Regions from separate parts of the Homo sapiens genome. Here region 1 is linked to region 2. Evidence: read pairs that join two places in POLR2A ChIA-PET (ENCODE). Cell type or tissue: OCI-LY7. All regions are shown on one strand. Links, peaks and the distances in the headings refer to the core of each region. The heading gives the core; the rest is flanking DNA. Region 1 holds the start of LOC105378414 (a long non-coding RNA gene). Region 2 overlaps PTEN (phosphatase and tensin homolog).

What was found. Peaks named below come from ENCODE experiments on the same cell type or tissue, not always from the same donor. Only the 100,000 strongest peaks of a DNase experiment are listed, where the experiment ranks them.
Region 1: POLR2A ChIA-PET joins it to region 2 with 13 read pairs; 2 of 35 experiments call an interaction of 5 or more read pairs at or near these places.

What each region holds. Positions count from the first base shown.
Region 1 is chr10:88,033,670-88,050,165 of GRCh38, reverse strand. LOC105378414 (a long non-coding RNA gene) reads right to left here and starts at 7,900. Exons shown (of 2, transcript XR_001747303.1): 1 at 7,683-7,900. It also overlaps the pseudogene MED6P1. RefSeq lists a silencer at 7,540-7,834. In OCI-LY7, for the core only: no CTCF peak of the experiment used is centred there; no DNase peak of the experiment used is centred there.
Region 2 is chr10:87,946,024-87,951,601 of GRCh38, reverse strand. The region is part of intron 5 of PTEN (phosphatase and tensin homolog); the gene reads right to left. It also overlaps the pseudogene RPL11P3. Among named protein-coding and RNA genes, the nearest start is that of PTEN, 85 kb to the right of the region's middle. In OCI-LY7, for the core only: no CTCF peak of the experiment used is centred there; no DNase peak of the experiment used is centred there.

The DNA.
Region 1 (16,496 bases), core at 6,953-10,952, 92 kb before region 2:
TTTTTTTTTTTGGAGACAGAGTCTCACTCTGCTGCCCAGGCTGGAGTGCAATGGTCCAATTTCGGCTCACTGTAACCTCCACCTCCCGGGTTCAAGCGATTCTCCTGCCTCAGCCTCCTGAATAGCTGGAATTACAAGCACGTGCCACCATGCCTGGCTAATTTTTGTATTTTTAGTAGAGGCAGGCTTTCACCATGTTGGTCAGGCTGGTCTCAAACTCCTGACCTTGTGATCCACCAGCCTCAGTTTCCCAAAGTGCTGGGATTACAGGCATCAGCCACCATGCCTGGCCACTTTTACATTTTTAAAGTAGCTCTTTGCTGGAGGAAGACCTTGCAAACACTATCGAATAATGGTGGTGGTAGATGTCCATGATCAGCTAGTGGAAACTTTCTTTAGTGAGTCCTCTCATTTTGAACAGTGGTGTCCTGAGTTACTCCCAGAAAGAGTGATCCTATCCAAGACCGGACATGTAATATTGAAATGGATGGAATATAGAAACTAACTTAAATATTTTAATGTTTCCATGAGAGAATTATTTCCCAATATGTATCTGGAAATATATGTTTTTCAGAATCGAAAATCCCAAGAAAAGCTAATTAAGAAATCAGGAAAATAGGAAAAAGTATTATAATTCTACTGCAAGAATTAAAGCTTCACAATCAATACAAAGACACGTGTTTGAAGAACTCCACTAACATCGTAGCAAAATGAAAGCCTGCAGCTGAAGGTTAAGGTTGACATTTCCAGGAACTGGTACAGCACACATAGGAGGAAAGCCACCCTAACCTAACCAACCTTGCCTGCAGCTGTGGCCATGTTGTAAGGATGTGTTTGTGATTGTGTTTGTTGACAATGGTGAGTCATTTTGGGGAAAAAATGTGATATTAATAAATTTATATGCATATATACTTTATAAAAATCCTATAAGTTGTGTTCCAAAGAATAAAAATTTTTGGCAACAAAATAAGCCCTTAAACTGGTGATTTCAATTTCAAATGCTACCCAATAATGTTTGCTGGCATTTTCAAGCATTTGAATATTTACTATAGGCTAAAGTTCTTTGTAACTACAGGATGAGCATCCCAAATCCAAAAATCCAAACTCTGAAATGCTCCAAAATCTGAAACTACTTAAGAGCCTACATGACACTCAAAGAAAATGCTCACTGGAGCATTTTGGCTTTCAGATTTTTGGATTTGAGGTGCTCAACCAGTAAGTATAATGCAAATATTCCAAAATCTGAAAAAACACTTCTGGTCCCAAGCATTTCAAATAAGGGATACTCAACATGTACTACTAAAATTAATGTTTCCAACTTATTAAATACATTTTTCTTAGATGTCCATCATAATAAGAAATGAACACAAAGAATGTTGAAATATTTTAAGAATAACTTAGGATTTGAGGAATTCCTAAGAATTCCTGGGAGTTTTGATTTCTCATCCTCAAAGATTAATACCTGTTGAAAATCTGGAAACACCAGAATTCTTAAATAAAATGGTAGTAATGAAATGCATCCATTTGCACACTCAAGAGCCCATTCCTTTTAGCTTTCTGAAGCAACAGCAGCAGTCCCTACCCAAGTCATCCCACTAGCTGATTCCTAACATGTCATTGCTGATGTAATCCCTCAAGCAAGAAACATAGGATAGGTTATGAATTACAGAGGGCTTACTACAGTGCATGGAATTCAGGCTGCTTTTGATGAAGTGATGTCATACTATGAATATCTTCTACCTATAGGTTATTAGAACTTCAAGGACCAATAAAAGCAAGATAAAGCCAAATTTAAAGCCAAAAGGAAAGAAGAACCAAGCTCTGTTTTCCAGAGTAACGTGTAGACTTTAGACAAAATTTTCCACCCAAATTTGTGCGTCACAGGTCAGGAGAAAAGCCTATCCCAGTAAATCAGACAAAGAAAGAATCAGAACCTACCACACTATGTAAAATCAGAGGAGACAGGGACCTCAAAGAACATCCCCCACACAATGAACACTGAAGGCTTCCTGAGAAATAGGCAAAAACTCCAGTAAGCACAGGACAAAAGAGAAGTTGCCAAATTAAGAGCCTCCCTTATTTTTGTACCTCATGCCCCTGGTTTATGGCAGACATTGAGCTGGAGAACACCTAGTCATAGCCCTCTCCTTTATATGGGAAATGTTACTCCTTTAAGAAGGATGACTCCCTTTATGTTTTCTATATAAACTTTCCTTATGCATCTTTTATACCCTTTCCCTCACTGAACTTGAGCAGCCCATTCACTCACCTTATAATGTCTATAGAGGAGGGAAAAAAAAGAGAAAAGAACAGAGAAAGGAAAAGGAAAGGGGAAGAGAAAGGGAAAGGGAAAGAAAAAAAAGGAAAGGAAAGGAAAAGAAAAGAAAGGAAGAAGGAAGGAATTGCAAAAAAAAAAAAAAAAAAGTAGAGAAGTAGTTTGAGGTCAACACTTTATCAAGAAAACTTCACTAATTGTGGGAGTGAATTGTCTATGCATGGACATTTTATGAATTTCCCCATTTACAAATGCACCCTACTCACAAAGCTAACTACTTTAAAGTTCTTCACATGGCTACTACCAAAGATAGACTTTTAAAAACAGTCACATTACCTTTGAGGAAGGACCCATGCCAATCTTTTCTCAGTCCATTCAGCGTGAGTGTGTGTGCTGCCAAAATGTGGTCTTGTGTAGTTTTCATTTCATTTTATTAATAAACCCAAGCTTTTCTTCAGAAAAGATGTGCTGATGGCACTTTTTAAAGAAACAAACAGTAACCTTCACAAGACACTCTCCAACTGCAGCAGCAAGCAAGGACTCAATTAGGCCCCAGACTCATATCCCACCAGAGTGGCCAGGACGCATGGTCCAGGCAGAAGAATTTCATGTTTATTTTGTGGAAAATGGGAAATCCTTGGAAGACTGGCATGACATTCCCAAGGAAGTATTTTTGGAAAATAGATTTGTCTCTCTTGAATGGAATAATATAGTCATCTGTCAGCCAGTCGTTGGCCCATTACCAAAAGTACCTCTCTACATCCACTTTTATAAAAACATAATTTCCACTTTTACTTTAGATTCACTCAGAAGGTACATGTACAGGTTTGTTACATGGGTACATTGCATGATGCTGAGGTTGGGGTATGAATGATCCTGTCACCCCGTTAGTGAGCATAGTGCCCAACAGGTTTCAATCCCTGCCCTCCTTCCTCTAGCAGTCCCCAGTGCCTATTGCTGCCATCTTTATGTTCATGAGTATCCACTGTTCAGTTCCTATGTATAAGTGAGAACATGTGGTATTATTACAAACCACTTTTATGTTTTTAGTCTATTTTTGCATATGAAGGTAGACGATGCAATATACTACTGTGTAAATTGTGGAGAAGTAGGAAACTCAATGGAAGCCAAATATAAGATGGATGGAAGGACGCATGGACAAGTCACTGGCACTCTCTGAACCTCAGTTTCCACATCTGTAAAATGGAGGAAATATACCTACCACATGAGAATGAGTATAAAATGCTCAGCACAGTGCCTATCATATAAATATTAGCCTCAAATGTTAGCTAACATCATTATCATCATTATCATCACTATCAACTACCCACCACCACCACAATCATCATGGCCGTCATCAGCACCCTAGCAGCAGCAGCAACATAGGGCCACCAGAGCAAGCCTTCCCATCGTCTCTTGAAATCCCGTTCCCCAGGCAGATCCTTACTGTTCATCATAGTATTTCTCAACATGTTCTTCTCCAGCATAGAGGAGATCCAACCAGGGGAAGAGGCTAAGAAACAGTATGTCAAAAACGTCTTAAATATTGAAGAAGGCTGAGGGTATTGAGGAAGGAAACAAACTACTTCAAGCACAATGACAATTCCCAGGAAATGTAAATTGGTTGGACACCCTTTGTGTTATTCAAGTGTTCCTTACAGATGTTAATTCACCTCATTTGGACCCCTTTGCAAATGGCGGCTGCCAACAAATGTCCCTGGTTAAACACAACTTAAGAGAATTGCTCAGAAAAGGGCATGTTCTGTGCTCCTGCGAGGACAAAGTTAAGATCATTTGTTCCCTACTCAATTCATCTTTGACCCCCAAACACATTCTTCAAGAGCAATCTTCCTCTTTAGAAGTTCCTCTCTTGGGTTTTAGAGAACTTTTTGGCTTGAACTCTTTCTAAAATTAAAGCCAACTGCTGTTAACTCTCAGATGCAATGATATTACACTCTGGCCGGGGCTGACTATCACAGACGCATCCCAAACCACATAAGTTCTTATTGTTTAAACTGTCTTAAGCAGCTGTTAAAACATACCCTAAGATATCAAAGCCACTCTAATTAACTTCCTGCTTCTTTGGGACTTCAAAGTCTTTCAAAAACTTTTAAATAGGGTTTTTATAGAGAATTTGACCTAATATTTGAAGAAAATTTTGCAAGCTTGCCCAAGAGACTCCAACTTCTCCTTCCCTGTTCCACTCCCATTCCCTCCCCACCCCCCAGAACCTCAGCGTTCTAAGACTAGCTGTGAGAATTGAGGATAAATTTTAAAATCTGCCATACCAAAAATGTAAATCTCTTTACTCACATCCATGCTATTTATCAGGGTGGTCATTGACATCCCACGTAAATGGCCCTCCCTGTGACACCCCTTCTCAACTTGGCAACCCTTTGCCCATCCCTCAAACCAAAACTTCTCTGTGAAGTGCCCCTGGATCTCTCAGGGTGAGGGCACCGCTCTCTTTCCCAGCGCCCACACAATCCCCACATCTCTGCTTGGCTTTTATCACGATGAATTGGAATGTGTCCGTTTACGTGTCTGCCTCCCTGTCTAGACTATGAGGTCCATAGGGCAGGAACTGTTTTGTATTAAGCTTTGTGCTCCCACAGCCTAGCACAGGGCTCTGCATACCCATGAGCAGGACTCAATAGATGTCTGATAAATGACTGAGTCCCAACTCATTCTGGGGGAGTTTGAGTTGCATTTTAATGTATCCATTCCTTATTGGTTTTTGACCTCAATCCCCAGGTGTTCCATAAACATCATCTTAAAGGCATTATACCAAGGGAATCGCTGCTCTGAGTAACGGGGTCATAAAAATTAGCTAAAACTTGGAAATAAGGCAAAAATGGTGAGTGGCACACCTTTCCAAGTCCTCCAGAGAATTTCCCAGGAGAATATACTTAGTTCATTTCATTGCTTGCCAGTGACTTAAGGTCTCTGACTTAGTGAATTTATCTATTATCTTGTATATTTTTGTCCAGTAGAGACACTGATCATTTCTGTCTGCTGGAACATATAACCTCAAAGATTTGTGGCCTGTTGGACATTAACCAGTTTATATCTAACCCAGTAATCTTATCCTAACAATTTTTTTATTAAATTGCCTATAAATATCCTCACTTCTTAGTCTTTGAACAGGATATGCCATCTTACTGGTTCCCTCATTAATGAATGAATTAAATAAAATCTTTGGTGGCACAGGCTTTTAGTCCTAGCTACTTGGGAGGCTGAGATGGGAGGATCACTGGAGCCCAGGAGGTCGAGGCTACATTGAGCCATGATCACACCATTGCACTCCAGCCCAGGTGAGAGAAAGAGGCTCTGGCTCAAAAAAAAAAAAAAAAAAAAAAGGGTGTTTCTTTTGTATTTCCCTGAATCAGATTTTACCTTTTTAACAATTTTTTTTTAGAAATAAAAGTCATAATCCACAGTGACAGTACAAAACCAAAAGTCTACAGGTTAGGTCCCATGGAGCAGCAGAGAGGCCTGGGCTGGGTGTGCAGGAAGTTGGCTCTGCTAGGAACTCTCTATAACCTCCAGAACCTCCCTCGTGCTTATCTGTCACAGAAGGACAATATCCTAAGCTCCCTGTATCCCTCACAGGATTACTGAGATAATCACATGGATCAATTTACTTAAATAACTTTGGAAGAGTCTAAAGTACCAGTCCTGGTGGGGCATGGTGGCTCATGCTTGTAATCCCAGCACTTTGGGAAGCCGAGGTGGGTAGATCACATGAGGTCAGGAGTTCAAGACCAGCCTGGCCAACATGGCAAAACCCTGTCTCTACTAAAAATACAAAAATTAACCTGGCATAATGGCGCGTGCCTGTAATTCCAGCTACTCGAGAGGCTGAGGCACGAGAATTGCTGGAACCCGGAAGGCGGAGGTTGCATTGAGCCGAGATTACACCACTACACTCCAGCCTGGGCAACAGAGCGAGACTCTGTTTCATAATAAATAAATAAATAAAGTAGCAGTCCACCATGAAGCTCTTGTAAAAGAAGGCCAGCTTTTCCCCCAGAAAACAGTGGTGAGAAGGACAATACATGGAAGGAGACCAGAATGAACATAGATAGGAAGGAGCTGCTGCCATCCCACCCCACCCCTCTGGCCCAGGGTTAAACCACTGTCAGCTCCTGCCTGGACATTGGGAAGAGCCTTCTAAAGCATCCACTCTTGCCTCCAACCCCATCCAGTCTCCACACAGCAGCGACTGTTCTTTCCAAACTGTAGGAAGATCATGTCACGCCTCTGCTTCAAGCCCTCCAGAGGCCCTCCGACACTCTTAGGTTAACATTCACACTCCTTTCTTGGCCCACAGGGCACTATGTGATCCAGCCCCATGGCTACTTCTCCAAACTCATCTCAGGGGTTTCTCATCTTTCCTCTGTGCTCCAGCTTCACAGGTGCTATTAGGCTCCTCAGGCAGGTGTAGCTCTCTCACCTCAGGGCCTTTGCCCACTTGCTGTTTCTTCTACCCGAAAGTCTCATTCCCATCCCCCTTTCTTCACATTACTGGCTTCTTTTGATATTACCTTAAATTTCACACACACACCCCAGAAAGAACATCCTTGCCCACCCTTGCCAGAAATATATCTACCACTATTCTCTCTCTGGCTCTGTTCTTAGTACTCTCCAGCATGGGAAGATATTTATGTATGGTCTGTCTCCCCCATCAGCAAGACTGCCTGGTAATTGCCCTAGTGCCTGGCACATAGTAGGCACCTGATACATATTTGTTGAATACATGAGGATAAAGGCACAAGATACCCAGCTGCTTCCAAGTAACGGAGGTCATGCGGGACAGACACATTTCTGAACCCGTGCAATGCAAGTTCCTGAATCCCAAGTACATGTTTCAAAAGACTGTTAACCAAGAAGAAAACTCCCAAGCTCGCAAGGCGTCAATTCAGTGCTGCTTTCAAGAACAGGGCTCCTCAGAAACGCTCTGCCTAAGGAACAACAAGTAACAACAGGTCTCACCAGCACTTCATTTCGTAACTCCAAAGATATCGAATCACTTCATGAGAAGGAAACAGCCCTTCCTACCAAGAATGAAACATTACCCAGAAACACGGCTGCATCTGTACCCAAGGGCTAGGCTTGAAGCAGATGAAAACAACCACCAACTGGAATTCACGGATGTTTCAACAGCACATTGGGGAGAGAAAATCCCAAGCTGCCTTACAGGATTCTGCTCGAGGTTTGCTTCAGGGTATCCAATTATACAGCTCCCTCTCCACAAGCCTTAATCAGAGCCGCAGGGCGCTCCATTTCCAGGGGCTTAGGGCTTTACAGTTTCTGTGATCACTCTTGCCAGCCACTCCAATGGCTGCAGCACGAGGCCCCGTACCTTCAGGATGCTCCCATAATGCCCAGGGCGCTGCCGGCTCACCTCTGTGAAAAGATACCTCCAACAAGCAATGCTGCCTAAGAGCTGCTGGTTAATGGGGTGCTCGTCTCCATTCACATTTTTCATATCAAGGATATCAAACAGCAGCAAAAGAGGTCATGGCAGCAAAAAGCTATTTCCTGGAAAAGTGTCTGATGGGGGAAGGGCCCAAAATGATTTCATTCACTATGTGACTGGCCCGGTCAAGTTATCTGGAGATCAGAGGCTGCTGGAAACCTGCCCCTAGAAGTCCTTCCCCACAAAGGCTTGTGGCCAACAGGAATGCTAAGGCAGGGATGCAAACAGGGCTTTCTTGCTTTGGGGGAAATATTAGGTTGTAGCCCCAGATAAGTTCATTCTAAGCAGCCAGGCAGAGAATACCTATCTTCAAGTGTTTACCTTTTTCAGGTGCAACAGAATTTTTTTCTGCACCTGTCAACCTGCCACCCCCAATCAAAGGCCAGGCTGCAGCCTTCACAGCCAGGACCCACCCACCTGTGCAACCTCTGCCCAGAAACCCAAGTCCTATCTCAGGATTCCAAGTTAAAGAGTTTCTCTTATCACTTCCAACCCCTTGCCTCCATGAAGAAGTTCTTCCCTGAAACGCACCAAACTCTTCTTGAAACTCAGACAACGACACGAACGAGCTTGTCGCCATGCTTTGTTTAACTTTTTTTTTTCTCAGAAATGTCTTGTGGCCAAAAATAGAACATTTTCCGTTCTGGGGAACAAACAGCATCCATGGGAATTAAAGTAGTGCCTCATGCCTCTCCAGAAAATTCCTGCACGCACACTCATGCACACATAAGCTGCTTGCAAGTTCCAAAACGTTGCTTTCTGTAGGTACAGTGGTGAACAGGAGCCAAAAGTCCTCTGTTTATTTTCTATCCAAGAAAGTTGCCAGATAAAAAAACACAAGGGCACCTCAGGGAGGCTTTATAGGAAAAATCTAACTTAACCTAGTGTAATGATTTTGAAAATGGCCCCATTGTCCACCCCTCCTCCCTCTCACCACCATCCTAGAGTTGGTCTCAAGACTCACTCCTCTAAAATTCCAAAACGTCATGGCCTTTATTCCGGCAAGCTACTGTTGCATGATTAGCCATGAGGTTTCTCTAAACTTACTCCTTCGATGGAATCAGAAATGACACATTTAGGAAAAAAATCTCAATCTTAAATACTGAACTAGGTAAAATGAAGCCTTGTGTAAAATGTCAGAAAAACAGTAATCCAGAAATTAGGCTACTAGCACAAGATGCGGCAGTATTTTATACACTCTTACGTGTCTTACAAATTTATTATTGTCAGCATTTCCATAATCCTCTTTAATGAGACTTACATGGCTACAATGACATTTCTTATTTTTACGTTGGAATATGCAGCCCATTGACTATCCGCCACCTCTCCAAAACCAGGGATTGTGTTAGCTATGAGGTCTGCAGGGGCTGTTTTGTTTGTTTGTTTTGCTTGTTTGTTTGTTTTTTGAGATGGAGTCTCGCTCTGTTGCCCAGGCTGGAGTGCAGTGGCACGACCTTGGTTCACTGCAAACTCCGCCTCTCGGATTCAAGCAATTCTCCTGCCTCAGCCTCCTGAGTAGCTGGGATTACAGGCACCCGCCACCATGCCTGGCTAATTTTTTGTATTTTTAGTAGAGACGGGGTTTCACCATGCTGGCCAGGCTGGTCCTGAACTCCTGACCTCGTGATCCTCCTGCCTAGGCCTCCCAAAGTGCTGGGATTACAGGTGTGAGCCACCGCACCTGGCTGGGGCTATGTTTTTATATGCAGCTGGTAAGAATTTAGAAATGAGGATTAAGAAAAAGGAAAGGTCCTTTAAAATAACTGGATCTATTGCTGACACCAGAAGTAGGAAAAACTAATAAGCCAATACAGGGACAGTGAAGGAAAGACCAAGAAATGGGGAAAAGCATAAGAATAGGGGAGAAAACGGGAAGTAAGAGACAGAGAAGAATCTGAACATCAGACACTAATTGATGGATGATTGGAGGTGAACAAAAGCAAACTGAATGACCCAAGAGGGGCCATGGGAAGACAAGTATGGCAGGAGAGAGGGGACAGGAAGGCCAAAGGGAGAAGTAAGCATATAATCTAATGATTAGAGAATAGTTATTTACCAACTGGGTTACATTGGCCAGTTCACCATTCTGAAGCTCAGTTACTTGGTATATTAAGTGGAGATACTAGAATCTCATGCAGGAGCATGTGGATTAAATGAGTTAATACATAAGATGCTTATAACAGTGGCTGGTTCAGAGTAAACATTTAACAAATGTTAGCTATTATTATTACCAAAAGACAAACATATTGCATATTTCCATCAGAGAATATTTGCTTATGGGCTAGACCTTCAGTTATACTGTCATTGCATTCTTCTAACACATAAGGAAGCATAAAAATTACGAGGGAGCTGTGAACCCAAGTGCACTGGTGAAAGAGATTGCAGGATAGTGGTCCAGACGCTGACAAGTACTTGCAACAATTAGCCCCCAGAGACTGAATGAAAGGGATTTCGTAGCCAAGAATTTGTCACAACCACTGTTCCCATTTTCGACTTCGATACTTCATTCAGTCAACAAACATCATGCAAGCAGCTCTTGAAGCCTACACACATTTGGTCTTGCCCCAGCTTATCTTTCTAGAATCAACTTGAGCCCCTTCTACCAACCTCACCATTTTGCAGCTGTACCAGGGTAATTATTCAAAAGACATTTCTTGTTCTTATGATCCTGCCCTCCTGCATTTGCTCAAGTTGTTTGCTCAACCTGGAATTTCCTTTCCTATTTCTGTAGTCTAGCAAGATATTAGTCATCCATCCAGGCCAAATGTTGTGTTGGTTTTTGTGCCCTCCGTTTTCTTCTCCCCCATTGTTTAGCAGGATGAATCCTCCTCACCTCAGTTCTCTTGGTATACAAATGGTAAATATTAATATATACACCTTATTATGGATTGAACTGTGTCCCTCAAAGATGATATTGTGAAGTCCTGACTCTTTGTGTGTGACCTTATTTGGAAACAGAATCTTACAGATTACAGAAGTAATCAAGTTAAAATGAGGTCATTAGGGTGGTCCCTAATCTGACTAGTGTCCTGATAAAATAAGAAAACTTGGAGGCCAAGCACAGTGGCTCACGCCTGTAATTCCAGCACTTTGGGAGGCCACGGAGGGCAAATCACTTGAAGTCAGGAGTTCGAGACCAGCTTGGCCAACAGGGTGAAACCCCGTCTCTACTAAAAATAAAAAATTTGCCAGATGTGGTGGCACACGCCTGTAATCCCAGCACTTTGGGAGGCCCCAAAGCGGGCGGATCACTTGAAGTCAGGAGTTCGAGACCAGCCTGGCCAACATGGTGAAACCTTATTTCTACTAAAAATACAAAAATTAGCTGGGCATGGTGGCACACATGTGTAATCCCAGCTGCTCTGGAGGATGAGGCAGGAGAATTCCTTGAACCCAGGGAGCAGAGGCTGCAGTGAGCCAAGATTGTGCCACTGCACTCCAGCCTGAGCAACACAGCAAGACTCCTTCTCAAAAAAAAAAAAAAAAGGAAGAAAGAAAGAAAGAAAATTTGGACACAGAGACAGATGTACAAAGGAACGACACATGGAGAACTCCAGGTATAGGTAGAGGATTGGAGTGATGCATCTACAAAGTCAAGGAGCCACGAGAAGCTGGAAGAGAGGCATGGGCCCGACTCACCCTCACAGCACCCAGAAGGACCCAACTCTGCCATCACCCTGATTTCAGACATCTAGCCTCCAGAGCTGTGAGGAATACATTTCTATTATTTAGAGCCTCCCAGTTGTGACACTTTGTTAGGACAGCCCTAGGAGACTAATCTGCACCTCAACCACAGCACACGCTTGGTCTCCATGGGAGATCCCTGAGGTCAGGAACTGAAGAGCATTTGTCTCTAGATTCTCAGACCTCTAGCATCATCTGGCAGGTAAAAGGCTCTCTAAACTCTAAATTCTTATGAAGTAACTCTCTAGGAGTCCACAGTCTAGACCAGGGGTCGGTAAACTCTTGGCTTGTGGGCCAGATCCAGCCCACTGCCTGTTTCAGTAAATAAAGTTTTATTGGAACACAGCCACGCTCATCCATTTGTTTTGTCTATGGCTGATTTCACACTAAAACCGCAGAGTTGAGTAGTTGCAACAGAGACCATATGGCCTGTAAAGCCTAAAATATTTACTCTCTGGCCCTTTACCAAAAAATTCTACTGACCCCTGGTCTAAAAGGAAAGAAACATAAATGAAGCACAGCAATAGAATAAAATCAATTCTATAATATAACATAGATAGGTGCAGAGAAAAGAATTATGGGTTGAATCAGTATTTATAGAGAAGATGACATTTTTAAAGTGAGAGTCTAGTTGGAAAAGTCAAAATACATCATTTATTCCCTCTATTGTGTCCTCTGAACTACCAACCTTTGCACTAGTGGTTGCAGAGTGGTTGTGGGCTGGAGTTGTAGAGCTGGTTTGGGGGAAAACGATGATGGGTTCATTCTCTACCCATTGAGTTGGACTGGCCAGTGGCATACCCAAGATGAGATGTCCTCTCACTAAACATTGCTGAGAAGTCTAGGTCAGAGGCACAGATTTGGGGCTTAACACAATACAGATGAAGCCCTCACAGGAAGAGAGAAGCTTACCCAGAAAGAGTAGGAGGTGAGGAGAGAAGACAGTTGCACAGGAAATTCAGGGCACTTCTGAACTTAGCAGTAGTAAAGGAAGAGGAAAAGCCCCTGAGGGGCCTTTTTACAGAGAAGAGAGACAGGGAAAAAAAAAGAGGGAATGCTGTTCCTCGGGCCCAGGAAAAGAGGGTCCAGCAGTGTCCAGATGCCAGGAGAATGAATCTGACATATTCAGCAACCAAGAGGCCAATGGCCTGGCATCAGTCATTTCAGTTGCTTATCACTGGCACAAGTTACTACTCAAACTGAACCATAGGAAAAGGGAACTTCAGTTATCATGAATAGAAAACAATAGAGACTAAGAGAAAGGGAAAGAAAAAAAATTTTAAAAAGAGATGAGAAAAACACAGAAATTGAAGATAACAGGGCTGAAATTAACCTCATCCATGAAATCTATGTTATGCTCGTTCTATATCAACTTTATACTTTATCTAAATTCAACAGAGCTAACTGAAAAAACAAGGAAAATTCTACCATTTGAGACAACATGGATGAACCCAGAGGACATTATGCAGAGTAAAGTAAGCCAGACACAGAAAGACAAACAATGCATGATATCACTTACATATGAATTCTAAACAAATCAAACTCATAGAAACAGAGCGTAGAAAGGTGGTCAGGGGATGCAGGATACAATACAGGGAGGAGATTTTGGTCAAAGGGTACCAAATTTCAGTCATAAAAGACGTAAGTTCTATAGATCTAATATACAACCTGGTAACTACAGTTAATACTAGACTGTATGCTTGAAACTTGCCAAGAGAGCAGGTCTTAAGTGTTCTAATCATAAAAAAAAAATAACTGTATGAGGTGACAGATATGTTAATTGTGAAATCACTCCAAACCTATGCATATAATTGTCCCCCCTTATCCAAGGGGAATATGTTCCAAGATCTCCAGTGGGTGCCTCAAACCACAGATAATACTTAGCCCTACATGTACTATGTTTTGTCCTGCACATACATATCTATGATAAAGTTTAACTTATAAACTAGGCACTGTAAGATAGTAACAATGAAAACTAGCAAAAAAATAAACAATTATAACAATATACTATAATGAAAGTTATATGAAGGTGGTCTCTCTCGCTCTTTCTCAAAATATTTTATTGTACTATATTCACTGATTTTCAGACCTCAGTTGACTGTGAGTAACTGAAACCATGCAAAGAAAAACCATGAATTAGGGGGAACTACTGTATATCAAAACATCACATAGTACACCTTAAATATACACAATTTTAATTTGTCAATTGTACCTCAGGAAAGCTGAGCAGAAAAGAAATAAATTCAACAGGGCTGAAAATTAATCAAGTGCATATGATTCATTCTTTTAGACAGCGCAGAAAATTCGATAACTGACTTAAAGCACATTAACAGGTTTTAAAGTAATCCCAGCTACAAATTATTGACTGCCCGCTCTGCGCCAGGTGCTGTGAAAGTTGCTTTAGATGGATTACCTCATTTGATCCCCACTAAAACCCTGTGTGGTGAATATATAGTAAAGTATAATTTATGATTTTTAGATGAGGAAGTTGAGGTTCAGAAATATCTCACAGCTATACACCATTCTGGGAAGGAGGAAAATGGGGAGCAGAGAAGAAGGGAGGAAACCAAAGTCAATATTTATAAATTGTTTACTGTTTGTAAGTATTACTGTAAGAATTTTAAATACTTTGGGTTCATTTCAGCCTCACAACAACCTATATGGTAGAGGGAATGGCAAGTAAATGAACTTAAAGAGGTTGCCAAAGCTTAGAAGTGAGGGAAAAACTGTGGGTTTCCAAAGAAATCTCTCAGAATTCAGAAATGAACTAACTATGGAGTTATGTGAGGGTAAGATCAGTCTAAGTCAATGCTAAAATAATACAAAATAACTCTGACTGCCTTCTAAGACATTTCTGAAGAGTTCCTCTGACCTTGAATGGAGGAAAACAGAACCATCCTCCCCTCCCCACATCTCCTACAGTCCACCCCCAGGAGAGGGAAAGGCCCCAACGAGGTGGCACTGGCTTGAAGCTCCTCCTCTGTGTCATAAGGGATGGGATCACATGACCCTGAATTCCTTCCAGAATTAAACATCAATGTTTTCAAGCACATGATAGAGTCTGGCAGGTAAAGGGACTGCAATGAGTGCTTATTACATAAGGAATTCAACTGAGATTTTAAAAGACCCCAATGAAGAGTATGTGAAAAATGGTCAATTGTCACAAATCACTTCCTTGTCTTGAAGGGGCTTTGTTCTGCAGAGTCTCCGCTTCCTTGCTTTACACAACTCCTGATATTCCAGTACAAAGTTGTGATCCAGGCCTCTCCTTGTCCTCATTCATGCATTCGTTCCACAAACAAAAAATTCTTCTCTGAAATGTATGTCATCCATTTTAGTGAACACTTAGAAGATGATCTTGAAATAATTGAGCATGCTAACAAACCAGGGAAAGGCCTGCTTAAGAACAATGAATGTTCATAATGCCTGAGGGAAGACAAGAAAATAGATTACTTATTCTTTATCATGGTTCTAATTAAGAATTTGGGTTCTTTGTTGTTGACTATGGAGAAATAAAACCCTCATACTCTGCTGGTGGAAGTTCTCATTACTTCTGGGAAATAACCTGGCAATTCTTATCATGAGCTTTAAAGTAAGTCAAGCCCTTGACTATGGAATTCTCCTTCTAAGGTTATAAACTTAGGAAAAGCACCAGAAAAGCAGGATGAGGGAAATAGTATCATGTTTTGCTCAAACTCTGGATTTATAGTGCCTGTACTATTCTAATGCTCACTTAGATGATCTACTTAACCTCTGTGCCTAAGTTTCCTCATCTGAAAAATGGAGATGACAATGGTCTCTGCATCACAAAGTTAACATCAAATGAGTTTAAAAGTGCAACATAATTTACATTTATTTTCTCTCTTTTTTTTTTTTTGAGACCGAGTCTCTCTCTTTCAACCAGGCTGGAGAGCACTGGTGCAATCTTGGCTCACTGCAACCTCCACTCGCAGGTTCAAGAGGTTCTCACGCCTCAGCCTCCTGAGTAGCTAGGATTACAGGCACACACCACCATGCTCTGCTCATATTTGTATTTTAGTAGAGACCATGTTTCACCATGTTGGCCAGGCTGGCCTTGAACTCCTGACCTTAAGTGACCTGCCTGCCTTGGTCTCCCAAAGTGCTGGGATTAAAGGCGTGACCCACCGCATCCAGCCTCTCATTTATTTCTCGTAAAAACTCCACAAGGAAGGCAAGAAAGATATTGGCCTGACATAGTCAATAGTAAGCATTCTCAATTAAATACAGTTTATTTTTATTAGTATCATGTATATTACAAAGATATAAAGATGTTCATTATATTATTTATTATAGTGAAAATGTGTCAAAAATTAATTGTTCAACAATAAGAGAACAGTTAAATAAATGATACTTTCATATGATAAAATAAGCAGATATTTAAAATGTTGATTTCAAAGAGAGGTTAACAAAATGGGAAAAATTCATCAAATAGTGTTGAGTGAAAAAGTAGGTGGAGAAGTTGCATGGACTGTATGATCCCAATTTTAACATGACATTGCAGTGGATACCGAATGCAGTCTTTGCCCAACTCCCCTTTGTGAAGTACCTGTCCCTCTCCAGCTGCTGGGAATATCACTGCTGATAGCACACAGCTGCATCCCCTATTGGGAATTGTCCTTGGCCCCAAAAAATAGAATCATCCAGAATTAGCCCCTCTAGGGGGCCAATGACTCACTGATGCAAGGATACAAAAGCCGGGCCAGTTACTTTACTTTGGGTCAATTCTAAAGGGCCGTCCCAGCTCCACAGCTCCCTCCATGATTGGCTGAGTCTCAGTTGCAACTGCATCTGGAGTCAGATTCTCCTCTGCACAGCGCGGTCCTTCCTTACTTTCTTACAAGGAGCATCTCCTGAAAGCATGCTCCCAGTAAGCATTCAGCAGGCAATTCTCAGAGTCTGTTTCCAGAGAACCCAATCTAAGGTATATTTAGATCAAAATATAATGAAGAGATGGAGCGTGGTAGATTTGGCGGGCAATGAAACTATTCTATGTCATACTTTGGTGGATACATGTCATTATACATTTGTCCAAAC
Region 2 (5,578 bases), core at 691-4,690:
AAACAGGACTATGCAGTTGATGTAAATGTGTGAAACAATCTTCTAACACAGGTAAAGCTATCCTTGTACTACATGCATCTCTTTGTTGAAGAAACCAGGGAAAAATGAAGTGTTTTAGAAAATGTAAGTATTACAAATGATTAAAATGTATCTAGTTCTCAAGAGTTTATTAAACAATAAAACATAAATAAAATTTTGTAATACATGTGGCACTTAATAGGGGAAGCTGAGTTATCTAAAGAGAAAAATCTAATATGTACAACAATGCATTCACTAACGAAGACGAATAAATGAGGTATTTAAGGGTTTTTTTTATTAGACATGTGACTTAAGAAAAATCCAACCTAAAAATGTAAGACAAACAATAAGCAACATTAAGAAGTTTAACGGTAAAAGTAACTTACAGAACACTGTACCTTAAATGAAAGTATACTCAAGAGGAAAAAGAATTTGCAATTATTTCTCTTTTAAGTTACTACTGGCATCTAAATCTCCCCAATGTCTTAAAAATTGTAGACACAACCTTCTTCTCCCTAATGAAAAATATAAAACATATTTATGTGAATTTAAAAACAGGCCAGGTGCAGTGGCTCACAACCTGTAATCCCAGCACTCTGGGAGGCCGAGGTGGGCTGATCACTTGAGGTCAGGAGTTGGAGACCAGCCTGGCCAACATGGTGAAACCCCGTCTCTACCAAAAATACAAAAAATTAGCTGGGCGTGGTGATGTGTACCTGCAGTCCCAGCTACTTGGGAGGCTGAGGCAGGACAATCACTTGAGCCTGGGAGACGGAGGTTGCAATGAGCTGAGATCGTGCCACTGCACTCCAACCTGGACCACAGAGAAGACTGTCTCAAAAAACAAACAAAAAACCAGGTATGCTGAATAGCAAGTATGTAGGTATCCACTGTAGTACTCCTAATATTTTTTCAAAGATGAGCATGATTTTATTATAGACAATTTAAAAATATGTGTATGTGTGTATAAATGTCAAAAAAAATCGGTATAAACCATTTCAAATCATGACAAGTGATTTAAGATTTTTAGCCACAGTATAAAGACCAAAATTTTATAAATAAAAGACTTGTATTTGAATGCTGACAGTCAAAATACAAACTCTGATGTGTTTTCGAAGGAAAATGAGGACAATAATATGTACCCTTCCTTAACAGGGCTCTCATGAGGATCAAACACCAGATGCAGTTACACAAAAGCATGCTAAAACTACAAAATGGTACACGGTTTTAGCAATTCTGTACCTGTATTCAAGGTGCAGTTTTGGAATAGCTGGAATTTTATTTCTATATAATTTTCTTTTTTCTTTTTTTTTTTTTTTTTTTTGAGACGGAGTTTCGCTCTGTCGCCCAGGCTGGAGTGCAGTGGTGCGATCTCGGCTCACTGCAAGCTCTGCCTCCCGGGTTCACGCCATTCTCCTGCCTCAGCCTCCCGTGTAGCTGGGACTACAGGCGCGCACCACCATGCCCGGCTAATTTTTGTATTTTTAGTAGAGACGGGGTTTCACCGTGTTAGCCAGGATGGTCTCGATCTCCTGACCTCGTGATCCGCCCGTCTCGGCCTCCCAAAGTGCTGGGATTACAGGCGTGAGCCACTGCGCCCGGCCTAATTTTCTTAACAAAACAGTAAAAGGTAAGGTAAAGTAGTAGTACTTTGAAGAGCAGTACTACTACTCTTCATACTCTTCATTAAAACATTAAAAATTATTAAAGTTAAAAAATGTAAACTTACAATGATTTTATTACGTCACATTTAATGTAATTTCAGCAAACAACTGTCATTCATGTTTAGCAAGATAAATACAGAATTGCTAAGCAGAAAGGAAATATCACATGGAAGATGAGTGGGAGGTGTACTTTTTTGAACCATGTGAATTTTTTAACCATATGCATTTATTATCTAGTCAAAATATGCAATAAGATTTAAAAAAATTAAGTCAATGCGAGTCTACGAGTAGACCACATTGTCAACATTATTTGTTGGGGTTTAGTGGATGACATTTTTCTCTTTATCTCCATTTTTGGCATAAGTTTGTGTGCAATAATAAAAAGATTTCAAAGCTTTAGGTTTTTTCAAGTAGCAAGTGATTAGTAGTGTACCTATAATGTAGGTGATTATACATTCTGTTAATCCTTACCCAAAAAAGGATAGGCAACATAAAAAATATATAAATCTACTAGTTGTCAACATTGGGTGAATAATCTATGTATGAATACCAGTTGAAACAAAATTACTGACAATTCAAAGAAAAACATGGAAAAGTACATTTTAAAATTTAATCAATTAGTTTACCATCAATATTACAGTCTATTTTCTTAACTTTGCAATTCTTATCTACCTGCTGCCTTGTCAGCACCCAAAATTCAACACTTCTAGATTAACAAATATTAAAAAGTTGGGAGGCTCACATGTATCTGTTTCAGAGTCTCCAATGTGACCTCCTCATTCTAGTCCTATCTCTCTGAGCCATGATGCACACTCACTAAAATTGAATTAACACCTGCAATATAGGATTTCCAATGAGTGGAAAGTCCACACTAAAATTTTAGTCATCTTTAAAAGCTTATACATATGAATAAAAGGCTGTAAAGCTCTTGCAGATTAAAAAATACTCTGTTTTCAAATCTTTTTTTTTTTTTTTTTTTTTTGAGATGGAGTCTCGCTCTGTCACCCAGTCTGGAGTGCAGTGGTGCGATCTCAGCTCACCGCAACCTTGCCTCCCGGGTTCAAGCAATTCTCCTGCCTCAGCCTCCCGAGTAGCTAGCACTGTAGGGATGGCCACTGCGCCTGGCTAACTTTTGTATTTTCAGTAGGGAAGGGTGAGTCAGCATGTTGGCCAGGCTGTCTTGAACTCCTGACCTCAAGTGATCCACTCCCCTTGGTCTCCCAAAGTTAAGGGATTACAGGCCTGAGCCACTGTGCCTGGCCTAAAATTTTTCATTTTTCATGTAAATTAAAGCTAATAAGGGCCAGTTTTTATTCTCTAACCAAGACCTTTTAAGTTAAATTGATCTTTAACTACACACACACACCCCTGCCCAAGGGTACAGTTCTACTTTCTACTAGTAGTAACTCTCCTTTTCCACTTTAATTTTGAGGAAAATTATTTACACAGCTGACCCTTGAACACAGGTTTGAAATGTGTGGGTCCACTTACATATATGGATTTTTTTTCAATAAAATTTTTCAGAGATTTCAACAATTTGAAAAAACCTGCAGATGAAACACATAGACTAGAAATATCAAAAAGTTAAGAAAAAGTTAGGTTTATGTCATGACTACATAAAATATATGTAGATTAGTCTGTTTTATCATTTACTGCCATAAAATATACACAAACCTATTATAAAAAGTTAAAATTCATCAAAACATATGCACACAAACCTTAAGACCAGACATAATACCACTTGTAGTCAAGATAAATGTAAACAAATGCAAAGATGCAGCATTAAATCATAGCTACCTAATATTAACTGTAGTACATACTATACTACTGTTAAAATCTCATAGCTAACTTCTGTTGCTACTGCAGTGAACTCCAGGGTTGCAAGAATCTGTTTAAAACACTGTGTGACACTAATCATCTCTGTATGATCAGCTCATCTCTCCAGTAAATTGTGTATTGCAATCAAAAGCTATCTCTCTCACGGCTCTTGTGTGTTTTTCTTTTCTTTTCTTTTTCTTTTCTTTTTTTTTGCGACAGAGTCTCCCTCTATCATCCAGGCTGGAGTGCAGTGGCACGATCTCGGCTCACTGCAACCTACGCCTTCTGGGAAAAAGCGATTCTCCTGCCTCAGCCTCCCGATTAGCTGGGATTACAGGCACGTGCCACCATGCCTGGCTAATTTTTTTATTTTTAATAGAGACAGGGTTTCACTGTGTTAGCCAGGATGGTCTCAATCTCCTGACCTCATGATCCGCCCGCCTCGGCCTCCCAAAGTGCTGGGATTACAGGCGTGAGCCACCGTGCCCGGCCCTCTTGTGTAGTTTTCATTGTGTCTAGTGCAATGCCGTAAACCTTAACACCATGAGACCCATATGAAGTGCCAACAGTGATGATGGAAGCGCTTTCAAAGAAAGAAGTCATAGACATTATAAGAATAAAGTGACTTGCTTGATATGTACAGTAGATAGGTACAGCTGTAGCTGCTGGCCATTTCAGACAGATGCTTCATCTTGTAAACAGCAACATAAATGTATGGTACCAATAAATACAGTACAGTACTGTAAATGTGTTTTCTCTTCCTTATGATTTTCTTGATACATGTTCTTTTCTCTAGTTTACTTTATTGTTAAGAATATACTATATAATACACATACAAAATATGTGTTATTGCCTGTTTATGTTGTGGGTAGGGCTTCTGGTCAACAGTGGGCTACATTATCGAACGGTCAACTGTATCCTTAACTTTTTTTCCTCAAATACAACTTTCAACAATTCTAGCTTTAGCTAAAAAACTTTAGCTAAACTAAAGAACTTCAGCCATTACTCTTTCAGCTCCTTTATGTTCACAGACCAGGAGGTAGACCTCAGAAGTATATTTAGTGTTCCTCCTAATATTCCTTCCAGCCCCCTTTCCTACAGCTTTGCCTATTTCAAACCCCTATCACTCAATAACTCTTCTGGTATACACTTTTTAAACTCTTGACCACAACGATTTTAGCACTTTGTTCTCCCAACCTCTCTCTTGATCCTGACCAACACATCACCTTCGATGAATTCAGCTCCTGCTTTACTGGGAACCCTGAGGTCATCCAATACAAACACTCAAAATTCCCTTCTCCCATCTTAAAATCTCCTTATACTTGACGTCTCTTCCTGTTCAACAAGTTTCTATTTTGGACAAGTGCTTTATTAATTATCTCCTATCTGGCATGTGCCTTTATTCTCTCCACTTGTCTCTAAATAATATGCTCAAGTAATCTTCATTCTTTATCCAAGGCTGGCAAACAACTGAAAGACCAAAAACCCACACTCTCCCTAGATTCTGTATCTCTCTCAAACTATTAGCCTCCCTCTCTATAAACAGCAAATCTTGAGACGCTCTTACTCCTTAATCCAGAGAAATTGATTATGAGGCTGATTTCTTTTTGAAGGGGAGGGGGGTGCCATGGTCTCACTCTGTCACCCAGGCTGGAGTGCAGTAGTGCAATCTTGGCTCACTGCAACCTTTGCCTCCCAGGTTCAACCCCCTCAGCCTCCCGAGTAGCTAGGAGTACAGGCGCCTAACACCAAGCCCTGCTTGCTTGCTTGTTTATTTATTCATTTATTTATTTATTAAGGAGGAACGAGGGTTTTGCCATGTTGCCTAGGCTGGTCTCAACTCCTGGACTCAAGAAATCTGCCTTGGCCTCCCAAAGTGTTACGATTACAGGGATGAGCCACCATGCCCAGCCGAGGCTGATTTCTTAATGGTCATTAATGCTTTGTCAACAACTAATTTCCTGCTGTTTTCACAATCCCATCCTGGCTGCTGGCTGATCTTTTTTTTATTTTTTTTTTAAACATTTCACTGAAAACTTTTTATTACCCTTTTGGGTAGAAATGAGAATTTATTTGCC